Linked DNA regions of Homo sapiens: all the other regions are linked to region 1. A link is a contact called in ENCODE Hi-C or POLR2A ChIA-PET data. All regions are on one chromosome and are shown on one strand. The core of a region is the stretch at or near the end of the contact, and the rest is flanking DNA. Distances in the headings are between cores, read along the strand shown. Region 1 holds the start of PABPC4 (poly(A) binding protein cytoplasmic 4). Region 2 holds the start of CTPS1 (CTP synthase 1). Region 3 holds the start of NFYC (nuclear transcription factor Y subunit gamma).

The links. A loop is a pair of places that touch in the nucleus more often than their neighbours do. ChIA-PET counts read pairs that join two places held with the same protein, here RNA polymerase II (POLR2A). Pooled maps may share reads with other maps.
Region 2: a map of CD4-positive, alpha-beta memory T cell shows a loop between it and region 1 (21-fold over the local background). The contact joins the promoter of CTPS1 here to the promoter of PABPC4 in region 1. A Hi-C loop is called at or near these places in 1 of 168 maps with a recorded cell type or tissue (CD4-positive, alpha-beta memory T cell) and 7 of 50 pooled maps. POLR2A ChIA-PET finds 5 or more read pairs at or near these places in 1 of 52 experiments (OCI-LY7).
Region 3: a loop to region 1 is called in a map of CD8-positive, alpha-beta T cell, with 7 times the contacts of the local background. The contact joins the promoter of NFYC here to the promoter of PABPC4 in region 1. A Hi-C loop is called at or near these places in 2 of 168 maps with a recorded cell type or tissue (CD8-positive, alpha-beta T cell and naive thymus-derived CD4-positive, alpha-beta T cell) and 6 of 50 pooled maps.

What each region holds. Positions count from the first base shown.
Region 1 is chr1:39,573,857-39,578,955 of GRCh38, forward strand. PABPC4 (poly(A) binding protein cytoplasmic 4) reads right to left here and starts at 2,934. Exons shown (of 16, transcript NM_001135653.2): 1 at 1,903-2,934. The coding sequence starts at 2,095. RefSeq lists enhancers at 1,619-1,738, 1,759-1,808, 2,309-2,378 and a silencer at 2,879-3,188.
Region 2 is chr1:40,976,183-40,981,281 of GRCh38, forward strand. CTPS1 (CTP synthase 1) reads left to right here and starts at 3,514. Exons shown (of 19, transcript NM_001905.4): 1 at 3,514-3,647. RefSeq lists silencers at 3,303-3,492, 3,763-4,052, 4,123-4,262 and an enhancer at 4,463-4,512.
Region 3 is chr1:40,688,700-40,693,798 of GRCh38, forward strand. It overlaps NFYC (nuclear transcription factor Y subunit gamma), which reads left to right and starts at 3,005. Exons shown (of 10, transcript NM_014223.5): 1 at 3,005-3,168. It overlaps NFYC-AS1 (NFYC antisense RNA 1), which reads right to left and starts at 3,562. Exons shown (of 1, transcript NR_024567.1): 1 at 381-3,562. It also overlaps a transcript of RIMS3 not described here. RefSeq lists a silencer at 3,413-3,512 and enhancers at 3,753-3,922, 3,943-3,992.

The DNA.
Region 1 (5,099 bases), core at 1,684-4,183:
ATAACACCACCTGCCAGCCAAAACACTTCTCATCACTAATCGCAACAAGGATGCCCAGATCTGGTGGCCACTTTTCCTTAAGGCTATGATGGCATCTCCTAACGGTGACATCACCCAGAACCTCCTCCATGAGGGGATTTAGACAGGGTCAGAGCAGTGGAACCTGCTCCTTGCCTCAGGACAACATCTCACTTAAAGGGGGGACAAAATTCCCCAACTCTGCCGCTCCACAAGCTCAACTGTTTCATTAGCCGGGAGAATTTATTTTCACTCATTATTTCCAACAACTTTCCCCACCCCCTTCAGAAGGTGGGCCTCATCTGTGTGGGGGGTAGTTGGGAAAAGGGGAGATGACAAGACCGATCCAAGTCAGGAACAGTCCAGGGAAAGAGGACTTTGCTTGTGATGGCTATCAGAGATAGATAGCTGGGATCGCAAACTATTTCATTAATTAGCAGTAAAGGAGCCCACTTCAACAACAGCTCCTCGTCTATTTCCAGACAGCACTGCACAAGGCAAGCCGGCTTAGTCTGACAAATCTGGCTGCACTTATTTATAGCAGGGAGAAGTCCTGCAGAAGTATGTGTTGGCAGACACACTGACCAATAGCTTCTGCTATCTCTAAGTGACACGACTTTTGTTCAAAAGTCAGTAAGGCAGACAACAGCTAATGTGGTACATTATCCCTTAAAAAGACCACACTCAGCTACCTTTGCGCTCCTATGGCCATGGACAGAACTCAGCTTGGAGCACACTGGATTGACAGTAGCAATACCTAGTCCCTCTCAACATGTCCAATTCTCTGGTCTCAGCCGCAACCTGGGCAGGTAGTAACTCTGGGCCTCAGACAGAAAACAAAGGGGGGACCCCAAAACTAGGGACCTGGAGATGCTTTGCCATAGAATGGCTTGTTTCTCCCAGTAATGATCTCTGCAGTTGTTCCCTTTTAATCTGGAGTCACGTGCAGCCTCTGATCAGGTTTCCTCTGGCCTCCCTCCTGCCACGCCTGCAGCATACCTCTCTCCATGCTCCACGCTAAGGCCACAATCTGAGGTGGCAGAGCACTGTGCTGGGAGTCCTAACTTGGCTTCCAACTTTTTGCATTCGTTCTCCTTCTCAGGAGTCCCATTTTCTTCAGATTAGATGAAATAAAAGGGCTCTGACTAGTGCAAAGCACTGTTACAGCTGAGGTGACAAATGACACCAGATTTTCAAGTGACGCTTCCCTAAACTACCTCCACGACACTCTACAGCACAGAGCCTGGATACCATTTGTCCAGAGTAAAGCACTTCTCCACTCCAGTGGCAAACACACAGACCAAGGAGGTGGCCTGGCACACGCAGCTTTTGTGGCACTAACCTAAGTCTCTGCGAAAGTTTAACGCACAGAAACCTTCCCCCTGCTTCCTGCCTGCCCTGACTGATCCTTTATCAGCACAACATCAGGTAGTCAAGGTTAGTAAAGGTGGCGGAGCGGGCAGGAGCTTTACAATGTAAAACTTTCGCGGGGAATTGTGTTTCAAACGTCCCGCCTTTTTGGCCAGCCTGTGAGGGGCACAAGCAAGGATCTCTAACAGCCCAGCCCCACTGACAAGGACCACACGCAGTGGAATGCCAGTGGCTTCACTCTAATCCTGTTTTACAGTCTCCTTGGTTTCCAACCCCACTACCAGCAACACTAATAAGTAGCCCAAGGTCACCCAGTTAGCAAGTGGTAGAAACAAGATTGAAACTCGAGTCATCTGATGCCAGGTCCGCGTTCTCAATCTCCGCACCCTGCTCCCAGCTTCGGTGGCAACATGCTGTCGTGATGCCGCCCTCCTCGGCAGGAGGGCCCTGCCAGAAGACGACTCCCGGGGTCCTCCGGGCTCCCACGCACGTGTGGGCACAGCTTCTACTCACCGTCGGCCGGCTGCTGGAAGTTGACGTAGGCATAGCCCAGGGAGCGGCGGGTGATCATATCGCGGCAGACCCGGATGGACAGCACAGGCCCCGCGGGGCTGAACTTTTCGTACAGCATGGCCTCGGTGACGTCCGAATGCAGGTCGCCCACGTACAGGGAGGCCATGGGGTAGCTGCTGGCCGCAGCGTTCATCTCCCCGCCCCCCACCACCCCGAGCCCCGCCAGGAGGACTTCTTATCGGGCCCGCCGCAGGACAAAGGGGCGCCTTCGGAGCCCGGGCCCGCGCCGCGGCTCACAGGTGGCACCGGCGCGGCGAGGACGAGCTGGAGTCGGCGGGCTTGGAGACGGGACGGAAACGGGAGGCGGGGGCCGGCTCCCACGGCCGCAGCACCGCAGACAAAAGGCTCTCCGCACAATACGGCCCTCCCCGCGACTTTGCACTTCTCCGCGGTCCTGGTGCGAAGCTCCAAATTTCAAAAAATCAAAGTAGGAAAAAAATTAAACGGGGAATCCCCTTCCGAAGGGTAAAAATCCTTTAAGAGGCGACCGGACGCTGCCCACGGCGGCCTCGGGGACACGCGTTTCTCTATAAATATAGGCCTCGGGCTCCGGCGGTTTAAGATTACAACCGCCGGGGCAGAGGGAAACCAAATCTTTGTGGGCGCCGACTCGGCGAGCCCCGGGCGGGCGGCGAAGGGCAGCACGGACACGTGGTGCGCCGGGGCAGGCGCGGGGCGCGGGGCTCGGGGCCCGAGCGGGGGGAGGGCACGGCGGGCCGGGCGGGCGGCTCACCCCCGGACCGACGGACGGAGACCGACGGACGCCAAGCGCTGCGGCGGCGGGCGCGGGGCAGGCCGGAAGCGTACGAAAGTGACTTCCCCGCGGGTTCTCCGAGGATTCGTTTTTTCTTTTCCTTTTTTTTTTTCAGGATTTTGAAGCGTTTTCAGATTTTTTTTATCTTTTTCTCTTTTTTTCCTCAGGCTGCGAAGCCCGAAAGCGGCGGAGGCGGCAGCGACCCGGGGCGGAGAGAGGCGGCCGAGGGAGCCACCGCTCCATTTATACCCGCCCGCCCCGGGCGCTGCTGGTCGAAGGGCGCCTCGCGACCTGGGCGCAGTCGTGCCCGCCCACTCGGCCCGGGGGCCCGAGGCGGGGCGGCCACGCGAGAGCGACCCGGCGCGGCCGCGCGGCGCTACAGCGACCCCTGGCGCCGGGAGGACCGCCCAGCTCGCGGCTGCGGGAGACCCCAGGGCCCCTTTCTATAACAAATAAATCTTAACACCCTCCCACCCATCACCCGGGAATGGAACCTAGGAGCCATTTAACCTGCACACACGCATGAGGTTTAAAATTAAATGGTATGGGGCTGGGTGCAGTGGCTCACGCCTGTAATCCCAGCACTTTGGGAGGCCGAGGCGGATGGATCATGGAGGTCAGGAGATCGAGACCATCCTGGCTAACGCGGTGAAACCCCGTCTCTACTAAAAATACAAAACATTAGCCGGGCGTGGTGGCATGCGCCTGTAGTCCTAGCTACTCGGGAGGCTGAGCAGGAGAATAGCTTGAACCCGGGAGGCGGAGGTCGCGGTGAGCCAAGATCGTGCCACTGCACTCCATCCAGCCTGGGCAACAGAGTGAGACTCCCTCTCAAAAAAAAAAAAATTAAATGGTATGCCAAATTGTGAAATGAAGGTGACATAAAATAAGTTAAAATAAAATAATAGGTGGTCCAATAGGTAAATGTCTGGGTCCAAATACAATAAAGATTTGAGAAGTTTTCAGGATACCGTTGACCTAGAGGTAGAATCGTCAGGAACTAGAAATGCAAGCAGTATCCATGGGTGATGGGATTTTCTGAAAAGATGAGCACATTTTGGTAAAGCTTCAATGAAACCAAACACAAGCATCCCCTCTATTGACATGCTGGTGGCATTCCCGGACATTTAGTTTGTGTTTAAGGGCACAGAAATACTTTCTGTTCCTATGTTTAAAGTTTCTTCTAGGCTTGGATAATTATAAAAAGACTTTTCATCTGCATGAGAGTCTGGCAGGTCATTTGAAAGTCGTATCACAGGCCAGGCGTGGTGGCTCACGCCTGTAATCCCAGCACTTTGGGAGGCCGAGGCGGGCGGATCACTGAGGTCGAGAGTTCGAGACCAGCATGACCAACATGAAGAAACCCCCGTCTCTCCTAAAAATACAAAAAGTAGCCAGACATGGGGGTGCATGCCTGTAATCCCAGCTACTCAGGCGGCTAAAGCAGAAGAATCGCTTGAACCCGGCAGGCAGAGGTTGTGGTGAGCTGAGATCATGCCATTGCACTCTAGCCTGGGCAACAAGAGCGAAACTCCGTCTCAAAAAAAAAAAAGTCATATCACTTTATAGGACTATGTTATATGGGACTGTCCACACGCATTACAAGATATATAGCATCCCTTCTTCCATAAGTGCCAGGAACCACCTTTGCCATCACTGTGAAAACCAAAAACAGAAATTGCCAAAAGACACAGACATCCCCCTTCAAAAGCACTGATTTAAGTAAATGACTAAAGAAATATGTGTATTTATATATTAATTAATTCAAATAAATGGTTAATCTGAGCCTACTCTATGCCAATGTCAATACAGGGGCTGGAGATACCATGGTGGACCAGAAGTCACTCCCTCTCTCATGGAGTTTATATTCTAATAACTATATTAAATCAAGAAACATTGGCTGGGCACGATGGCTCACACCTGTAATCCCAGCACTTTGGCAGGCTGAGGTGAGCGGATCACCTGAGGTCAGGAGTTCGAGACCAGCCTGGCCAACATGGTGAAACCCCATCTCTACTAAAAATACAAAATTAGCCGGGCATGATGGCACGTGCCTATAGTCCCAGCTACTTGGAAGGCTGAGGCAGGAGAATCGCTGGAACCCAGGAGGCAGCGGTTGCAGTAAGCTGAGATCATGCTACTGCACTCCAGCCTGGGTGACAGAGCGAGACTCCGTCTCAAAAAAAAAGGAACATTTATGGGAGTGCTCCTTCTATAGATTCCCTCCTCAGGAAAGTCTTCCTAGACCTCCTGTGGTCTAAAGTAGCCGTCAACATTGTTAATCACTATCACACCAACTTGTCTTCTTGTCTTCAAGCCTGTTATTCCTACCCAAAATTATGTTGTTCTATATCTGTTTACCTGTTTAGTATCTATCTTTTCC
Region 2 (5,099 bases), core at 2,264-4,763, 1.4 Mb after region 1:
CTGTGAAATAGGAAAAAATGAACAGCAAGTGGTTTCCTAGAAGCCAAGTAAAGGACACCCACCTTTTAAGGAGGAAATGATCAGCTGTGACAAATGCTCTTAGGGAAGTGGTCAGTTTGGGGGCAGCTCTGGGGCTGTATAGCTGCACCTAGGAGCCCAAAAGGAGACTGGGCCTATGGTGGGGGAGAGAAGCAGCCCAAATATGTAAATACATACACATGCGCACGTGCACACACACATATGCATTCATGCCATGCACATACAGCCACACTGTTGTCTATTTTTTTTTTTTTTTGAGACGGAGTCTCGCTCGTCGCCCAGGCTGAAGTGCAGTGGTGCAATCTTGGCTCACTGCAACCTCCGCCTCCCAGGTTCAAGTGATTCTCCTGCCTCAGCCTCCTGAGTAGCTGGGACTACAGGCGCCTGCCACCACGTCTGGCTAAGTTTTGTATTTTTAGTAGAGACGGGGTTTCACCATATTTGCAAACTGGTCTCGAACTCCTGACCTTGTGATCCACCCATCTCAGGCTCCCGAAGTGCTGGGATTACAGGCATGAGCCACTGCGCCCAGCCCACTGTTGTCTTTATTTGGGACTTACGGACATTAGAGATTGGAGTCTAGGCTGATGTACAAAGAAGAGGTCTGAGAACATGGAGGTTAATTTTTGACGAGATCAGTTTCAGTGAAATTATATGAGCAAAATATCCAGATTGGAATGAGTTCAAGAGAGGGAAGAAATTGAGACAGCAAAGTACAAACAACATTTTTTAGGAGTTGTGCTGAAAAGTGAAACAGAAATGGAGGGGGAGCTAGAGAATGGCATAGAGTCAGGAGAGGGGTTTTAAGATGGAACAAATTGCAGCATGTTTGCATCACGGTAGTGGAAAAGATCTACTAGACAGGGAAAGACTGATGACGCAGGAAGGGACATTCTACTAGACATTCTTGAGTTGATGAAAGGATATGGCACTTGCATACTAGACATTCTTTGAGTTGACAAATGGATATGGCACTTGGAGCAAAGAGGAGGTTGACCTCTGGGAGTGTGGGCAGTTTGTCCACAGTAACAGGAGACAACGCAGAGCTTGTGCGCAGATAAAAGTGGTTGGTGGATATGAAAAATCTACTGATGGCTTCTATTTTCTCGTGAAATGGGAAGCAAGACCACCAGCTGAGGAGAATATGGGGGAGGAGATGGAAGAGCTTTGAGGAAGAAGACAATGTCAAGTGGTCATTCAGAGGAGTGGTTGGGTGAATGGCTCATTTTTCCATCTCCCATAGCATCTTCATTACCTCAGCAAGTATGTTCTCAGCATCTGTTATGTTCCAGGCACTTTGATAAACATCAAATGCTTCTTGAAAGAAGATGTGGCTGTAGAGTACCTTCAAAGACAACCCAAACTTTTTTTTTTTTTTTTTGAGATAGAGTCTCACTCTGCCCAGGCTGGAGTGCAGTGGTGGGATCCTAGCTCCCATTGGCCTTGAATTCCTGGGTTCAAGCATTCCTCCAGCCTCAGGCTCTGGAGTAGCCAGGACTACAGATGCGTGCCACCATGCTCAGCTAATTTTTGTATTTTTTGTAGAGATGGGGTCTCACTATATTGCCTAGGCTGGTCTTGAACTCCTGGACTCAAGAAATCCTCCCACCCTGTGTCAGCCTCCCAAAGTGTCAGGATCACAAGTGTGAGCCACTATGCCTGGCATTCCAAACATTTTTTAGATTTGGAGCTGAATGCAGCATGGGCAGGTTGTCAGGGTTGAAGCACTGGTGATCCAGATCTGGAAGGAGCCAGAAGCCTCTAAAAGAGGCCACTGCAGGAGCCTCCTGACCTGGTTTCTGGGAATCCATCTGCTTCAATGATTTTCCTAAAACACAAATCTGATCCCATCACATCTTTTTTTTTAAAACTCCTTCAGTGAAGATAGTTAAGAACTTGTGGCAGACTGCTTCTAGAGAACAAAACAGGAACACTGGGGTACAGAAATAAGAGATTTACTTTTCATGGATACCCTTGTGTAGTGTTTGGGGAAAAATTATAACCATGTACATATATTCACTATTCAAAGGAAGGTCAAAAGCCTCTCAAAAGTTTCTACAGCTTTCCACTATCCCTAGGAGAAAGAGAAGCCTTTACTTGGTCTATAATGCTCTTCACCGTATGGCCCTACCCAACTCTTCAACCTAATCTCATGTTAATCTCGCTTCCTGTGGCCCTTGTGGACTTGGCTAGACTGGCCTTCCAATTCAGCTGTGCCGGCCTCTTTGGGCTTGTACACAGGCTTTTCCTTCTGCCTCACTTTTAAAAAAAAATTATTATTACTATTTTTATTTTATTTATTTATTCTTTGAGAAGGAGTCTCGCTCTGTCGCCCAGGCTGGAATGCAGTGGTGCAATCTTGGCTCACTGCAACCTCCACCTCCCAGGTTCAAGCTATTCTCCTGCCTCAGCCTCCTGAGTAGCTGGGACTACAGGCACCCACCACCACGCCCAGCTAATTTTTGTATTTTTAGTAGAGACGGGGTTTCACCATATTGGCGAGGCTGGTCTTGAACTCCTGACCTTGTGATCCGCCTGCCTCGGCCTCCCAAAATGTTGGGATTACAGGTGTGAGCCACTGCGCCCGGCCTACTATTATTATTTTTATAAGAAACGGGGTCTCGCTATGTTACCCAAGTTGGTCTCGAACTGTTGGGCTCAAGCATGTCTCACTTTCTTATCCCCGCCTCTCCCTTTCCCATCTTTGCCGTCTACTTAGGTCTCTGCTTCAAAGTTACTTTTTCAGGGCGGGCTTCCCGCCTGAATTCCCAATCACCACCGGACTTGGGTCAGTCCCCGCGCTGGGCACTCACTGCCCCGGCACCAGCATCTCTGCAGCAAGCACCCATAACAACCATAAAGTGTAATGAGCTGCTCAGTGTGCCTCCCTACATCGTTAGTCCGAGGAGAGGGTCCCTCGGTGCCCAGCACAGTGCGTGGCACAGTCGGTGCTCAGGGAGCGATAGCTAGATGAAACCGTACTTTTCGGGATCCTAGTCCATCCAAAGCAGCCGCCTTCGGGGCAGGTGTGGGGAGGAGGGAGGCCGACGAGGAGCCAACGCCGCGCGACCCTCCGCACTTCCGTCTTGGAGGCCAGGGTGGCGCTGCCGCCGTCCCTCGCCCGGAGGCAGAGATGCGCTGGCGCATCACCGCCAGGAGCCCACAGTGAAAGACCATCGGATGGAAGGCGACGCCCAGAACTCCAGGAGACCGCTGTGGGAGGACGCGAGGCCAGGTGACGAATAGGCCAGGCGTGAGTTCCCAAACAGCCTCCTCCCCTTCAAGAGAGTAAGCTTGGGCCACAGGCTGGGACGGAAGCAGAGGGGCAGACACGCCACCACCCGCCCGGCCTCGAACCTACGGCGGCACAGTTCAGCGGAGGCGGCCCAGCGGTCCTGTCCCGCGCCTGCGCACTCCAGGCCCCGCCCCGCCCCGCGCCCTCCAGGCCCGGCCCGCCCTCCAACCTCTGCGTGCGCACAGCCTAGAGCCCGCCTCCGTGAAAGACTGCCGGGCGCATGCGGTCGGGGTTGTTCACTGGCTGTCCGGGGCTCCGCGCGCGTCGCCGGCCCAGCTCTGTCGCTGACGGGAGGATCTGAAGCCGGCCGCAGGTAGGCTGACTCCAGGGATCCCGGGGGGGATCTGTTCTCCCGCGCAGGAGTCAGCGGCGCGAGCTGAGCCCGGCGCCGAATAGCCCCGCCGCCGCGGTGACGGACGTCGCTCCTACCAATCAGGGGCGAGGTGACTCGGCGTCCTGCCCAATGGGCTGTGTGCCTAACGGGAGTGGGGCGGGCGCCCCGGCCGGCGAGCTGCCGGCTCCCGCGCGCGGGCCTCGTGGCCGGGCGGCGCTGGGGAGAGGGGCCAAGCGGGGCGCGGGGCGGCTTCAGAGGCTGCGGGGCCTGCGCTGCCGCGCTGGGCCGCGCCGAATCAGCTCGGCCGGGCTCGTCGGACGGAGAAGGCCGTAGGGGAGTGGAGCGGCGCCCCCCCCCACACCCTCCGCCCTTGCTCTTCGTCTGCGAGGAAGCCCGGCAGTCGCCCATCCATTCAAGCAGTGCGGGCCTCGGGCCTCCGGCCTCGGCGCGGGCTCAGCCGCCCGGGGCTGGGCGCGGCAGCTCCGCGCCGTAGGACGAGGGGGCCTGCGAACTCGCCGGCCCTGGGCCCCGCGGCTGGCCTTTGGGCCTCACGGCTTCCTCCCTTCCCGGCGGCCGGGGGTCGGGGCGCTGGCGGTGTATAGAGCTCACCACGTTTGCGTGGCGCCCTTCCGTCCACGCTCGTTACAGTTTCGAATCCTCAGCGGCCCTGTGACGCGGGCGGCGCAGAGATTCTCACCCCCATTCCCCTAGGTGAGAACCCGCGTTGCAGGCAGCTCAAGTGACATGATTGAGGTCTGCACACTAGTGATGGGGGCTGGCACTTCATCTCATAACATTGAAAGAAAAAGCATTTCCCCCCTCAGTCTTTGTTGAATTTCTCTGATGCGTCTTGATTTACGTTACTTCTGTGCCGGAAAACCTTCTTGCGCCTTCCGTCACCTTCAGGATTAAGTTCAGATTGGGCATGCCAGTTTGCACATGATCTGGCCCTTGCCTACCTTTCCAGTTTATCTTCCACTGTATATCCCTGCTTCCCCGCCTTCCCCCTCACGGCCTTACCTCTGTTCTCTGTAGCTGCCCTGCACCTGCCTGTTCACCCTGTTCCCTTTCCTGTGCTCTGAGTCGTGCAGTCAGTCCTTCAAGGCCCATTGCAAGTCATATCTACAAAACAGGAGCCGCCTGGATCCGCCCACTACCCCCAGGACTTGTCTCACCTTCCTCTGATGGCCATGGTACTGAAAGCGTCTGCTCTCATCGTCCCCCTTTATAGTCTAAACATGTTTTCTGTCTGCTTCCACCGTCACTGAATTACTCATTTATTTGTTAATGTTTCATCTCTCCAACTGGACTGCCAGAAAGTTGAGATATGGGCCCAAATCTGATTAATGTTTGCAGTCCCCAAGCACAGTAGCTGTCATGTAAGTCAGTAGCCCATAAGGATGAATGAATGAGCCTCCCGCCTGATCTTTA
Region 3 (5,099 bases), core at 1,755-4,254, 1.1 Mb after region 1:
CAGAGATGACACGGGCAAGGAAATCCTAATGCTCAGTGTGGCTTAATTGAGATGAGGCTTAGAGGGGCAATGGTAGTGCTAGCCTTTGTGACTGCCTTGTTTTGGGCTGCCATGGCTGAGCAAGCCCTTTTGTTCACAGAATCTCTCTCCAAACAGGGTACAGAATGGCTGACGAGATTGATTAGGTTCCATTTATTAAATTACAATATCTACCTTCTTCAGGTTCCTCCCATATGCCCTTTATCAGAGTTTGTTTTGTTTTGTTTGGTCATGTTTGTAAAAAAGGTCTTGGCTTACCCCCATGGATAGCTAATTTCATGGTTGTATTAGTCTGCTTAGCTAGCATGTTATGCTGCAGTAACAACGAAAACAATCTCAGTGGCTTACAACAAAGGTTTATTTATTGTTCACACAACATTACAGGTTATGTGTGTCAGCTGTCGCTCTGCACATCTTCATTCTGGGACCAAAGCTGAAGAGGGAGCTCTATTTAGGACATGCTGCTCTTGTGTCAGAGGAAAGATAATATGGCAAAATTGTAAGATAGCTCATAAATTTCTGCTCAGAAGTGGTTCATGCCATTTCTTTCTTTCTTTTTTTGAGACAGAGTCTCACTCTGTCGCCCAGGCTGGAGTGCAGTGGCGTGATATTTGCTCACTGCAACCTCCAACTCCCTGGTTAAAGCAATTCTCCTGCCTCAGCCTCCCGAGTAGCTGGGATTGCAGGTGCCTGCCACCACACCTGGCTAATTTTTTTATTTTTAGTAGAGACAGGGCTTCACCATCTTGGCCAGGCTGGTCTTGAACTCCTGACCTCGTCATCCACCCACCTCGGCCTCCCAAAGTGCTGGGATTACAGGTGTGAGCCACCGTGCCCGGCCGGTTCATGCCATTTCTACTCATATTTCATTGGTCAAAACAAGGCCAAGCTTGACGACATTAGGGTGAGAAGTCTTTCACCCTAATCTCCTAGGGACAGGCCAGATAGCAACGGCTTTAGAAAGGGAAGGGCGGAGGCTATTGATAATAAAGACTATAGCAAGGACTAATATTAGGCTTATATGTATCAATTGACTGTTATCAGTTATAACATTGACTATTAAAATACTGAAATACTCTAGTACTACCTGGTAAATAGCTGCTGTCCCAAACCTCCTGACCACTCCCTTCCCCTGGGATCCCTTGGGACCTCCTATTCACAAACCAGCAACTGAAGGGTTAACACCTAGCACAGACGTATACCTCCAGGATCCTAGCTGCATTTCTAATTCTGCTTCATCTATGCTTGAGCACTACTTGTTGTTAAATATACTTAATATCACTCTTAGCTAATTTCCTCTATGTAGATTTTTATTTATTTCTGAGGGCAACCCAACTTCCAGGCTCTTGGAAGGAAATAGACTGCAGCCCCTAAGTGTGATCAATACTTAATTATAACAATAATCACTAATAATAACTTGTGCTGCTTCATTGTAACTAAATGTACACTTTTACATTTTTTGGCAAGCATAGTATATGCAATAAGTACTCAATAAACATCTGTAGAGAGACTTATTTAGCTTTTTTCCATTAGCTACATCTGTCTCTACAATCTCAACATACTATTCTCTTGAATCTGTTTTTAATTTTATGCCATTTCTCATGTCTGAAAATGTCATTATAAGTAACTTTTTTTTTTTCTGAGACAGGGCCTCGCACTGTCGCCCATGCTAGAGTGCAGCGAGACACTCGTAGCTCTTACCAGTAACTTCTTTATAACACTTTTGCAATTTACGAAGCACTCTCACATTATTTCATTCACTCTCCCCAACATTACCAAAAGTTAGGAATTAGATCTTTTTACAGATGAAGGAATTGAGACTCCCTGAAGTCAAGTGTCTTATAGTTAGGTTTTGTTCATTCATTCATCAAATAGAGTGCCTGATGTGAGATTTATTGAAACTGGATTTGAAAACAATTTTCCTGAATTCAAGTCGAGGGTTTACTCCACTATTCTCAATTACTTTATCACCAGGGTTATAAACCCAAAGGAAGTGAGTAACAACAGTGTGATTTTATTGAGGACCCATGCAACACTAGTCTCAGAAAGGCTCCAGTGTCATTTGTAAAATTCAAGGTTACCATCAGCAGAGGCAGTCATTCCTCTCTGCGCTTGTTACCTAATGCACTAACTCTCACTGTAGGTAATTCCATTCAAGACACATTTGATGACTATACCTACAGGTTTTGAAGTTATTCGGATGGGGTTTTGACACTTACTAGCTGTGGGGACTTAGATCAAGTTACTTAACCTTTTTGAGCTTCAGTTTTATCATTTGTAAAATGGATACAATCCTGATGCCTTTGGACCAAGTGGTCACGGAAATGAAAGAGATAAGTATGAAAAAATCCATGCTCATAGTAGCTGTGGTTTCCAACTGCGTGATAAAACTTTAAAATCTGCATTCAAATAAGAACAACTATGTCGACGTAAGGTTACAAGCTAACTATTCTTGGTAAGTACTGTTCTTTATTCTAGAGGACATCACTTTACAGTTTGGTGCTAAATGCTCTTTTATGAATTTAAGGTGCCAGTAGCTGTCTACTTGAACGGCATGCTTAATCTGGAACGCCATGTCGACCTTCATCCCCCAGTTCTTTCTCCCCAAATTAAAAACACAAATACACACACACGCCCCTACTTAGTTCCTAAAACTCAAGGGCACGCGCACACACCTACTTATTTCCTAAAATTCAAGCTCGCACCAAGGAGATCCACAAGGATAGGCAGGGTGGTGGAGGTCACTGGGCAGCGCCTCCGGATCCCCCGAAAGGGGGCGGGGTCAAAACTCAGATCTCGAGCTCCCGAAAGGGGGCGGGGTTAAAACTCTCAGATCTCATTCCGCCTCCCTCTGTCGTCGCCCCTTCCCAATTCTCGCGAGACCTCAAGGAGCACAGCTTCTGCGCACCGCACGATACTGGGAGTCCAGGCGCCAAGGGAGGGGGAAGGGAAAAGGGGAAACGGTGCAAACGGCGTGGCCGCCATCTTGCTTGTGCCCCCGCTTCGCGCGCGCTCCGTTCTCCGTGACGCACACTTCCCCCTCCCCTCCGCCGCGCCTGGGCCTCTGCATTGCCCGACTCCGTAGGAGCGCGGGGGCGGCTCCTGCTCTTCCTGGACTCCTGAGCAGAGGTGTGTGAGTGTGCGGGAGTTTCTGTGCGAGGGTGATAGGGAAGCGGCGGCGGGGGGAGGGGCAGCGCTTCCCGCCTTCGCCAGAGACCTCACTTCCTCGCGCGGCCGCTGCTGTAGCTCGGTCCGTCCTGCCCGCCGCCATGTTGTGCTCTTGCCTGGCCCGCTGCTGTCGCCGCCGCCGCGCTCGTGGGGTCCGTGTGCCTCGTCGGCCCGGCCCGCGGGCTTTCTCCCATTGGCGGAAGGCGACGGCGGGGGGGCTCGCTCGTGATTGGTCGGTGGCGGGGAGGCCGCGGACCTGGCACCTTATTGGACGCGCCAGCTCCGGTCTAGGGGGTGATGAAGGAATCTGAGGCTGCGGGGATGCGCGCGTCTTGGGCTAGGGCGGCTGGGGCAATGACCCCCTGCGGCGCAGGCGTGGGGTTGCGGCGAGAGGGCGAGCCTAGAGGCTTTAAGGGGGAAGAGAGGGTGATGGCCTGGCAGGTACTTTGGGGGTAGCTTAGGCCATGGCCTGGGAATGGGGGACACTCACTTTCAGAGGTGCTTTTCCTGGTACATGCATGGCCCAAGATTGGGGTGTGCAGGCCCTCAGGGTTCCAGGCTTGGAAACACCGAAACCCAAGTGACAGGCTGAGAGTCTTCGAGATCCAGGGTTGCTAATGTGACCCAGTTTGGAAGTGGCCCTGAAGTCCACGGTGTGAGTGTATGGTGTAGGAAGAAAGGCATCAGGGCTAGGGGCATAGCTGAACGGTAGAATCGGATCAGGGATTTTGCTGGAGAGTGCAAGCATTCAAACACTGAGGTTTTGGTGGAGCCCTGGAGTCCAGAGTCAACGGACCTGGGATGTGATGTGAGGAGCAAGTAAACCGAGAGAGGAATGCTATTGAGAAGTGTGCTCTGTCCGAGCCTAGGAAGCACAGCATTAAGTAGTATCAGATTTAAAGTGACAAAATCTGATATAGGAAGCATTTTAGGGGACATTTTCGGACTTGGGAAGTGTATTAATAGAACAGTTATACATTATTGAGTCTCAGGACCATACAAGTAGTTTTGAGATGTTGTATATGAAATTTGCTGCTCTAGGAAGGATACAGGTCATGGCTGAGTTTCCAAAGCCACATTAGCAAATATTAGGTAGTTGGTAGTTATTTGTTGAGTAAATATTGTTAGGTTCCCCTTTAAGGGAAAGGGAGCTAGCCAGAAATTTTCGGTCTTGGTTTATTTCCTTGTATATGTGCCTAAAAAGTATACCCATTCCCATGTGTACTTTGAATTTTTTGTTTGTTTTTTCAAATAAGCAGCTCCAAACCAAAAAAAAGCCCATGCATAGCTTCTTAAGGAACAGGACTTGTCAACACTTTCTGGTTCATATTCAAAAAGTTTTTATTCCAATCCAGAGTCGTTCCAGTCAACTTGTTGGGAATATGTTCTTTTCCACTGAATCTGAATCGTAGTTACTTGTATTGCTTTACATTTGCTCGTCCCAGTGTGTGAGGGCCATGGAAACACATTTATGTTAAACATCTGTGTTTTCCTAATTTGTTTTTCCTTGTTTTTGTTAGGTAGTCCTTTTTAGCTTTAGATGGTACTCTTCTGTTTTCATACCAATTTCAAGAAACTCCTAGGGTTTTCAAATTTAGTTTTATGTGAATGCAACTACATTTTCTGGAGAAGGGAATTGATAAGTAGCAGAGGAAGAGAATTGCTATTTTGGGGCATATTTTAACTCCAATAGGTAGGCATTATCGTCCCCATATTGCAGATGAGGAAACTGAGGATCAGAGAGTTTAAGTAGCTTGTCTGGTGTCACTCAGTAAGTGGTTGAGCTAGAATTCAAACCCTGGTTGCCTGATGCCAAAGCCTGTAATTTTATCTGCTACATCAGCTATCAACATAAACCTGACTAATGAAACTTCCAGATAATTTTGTATTTC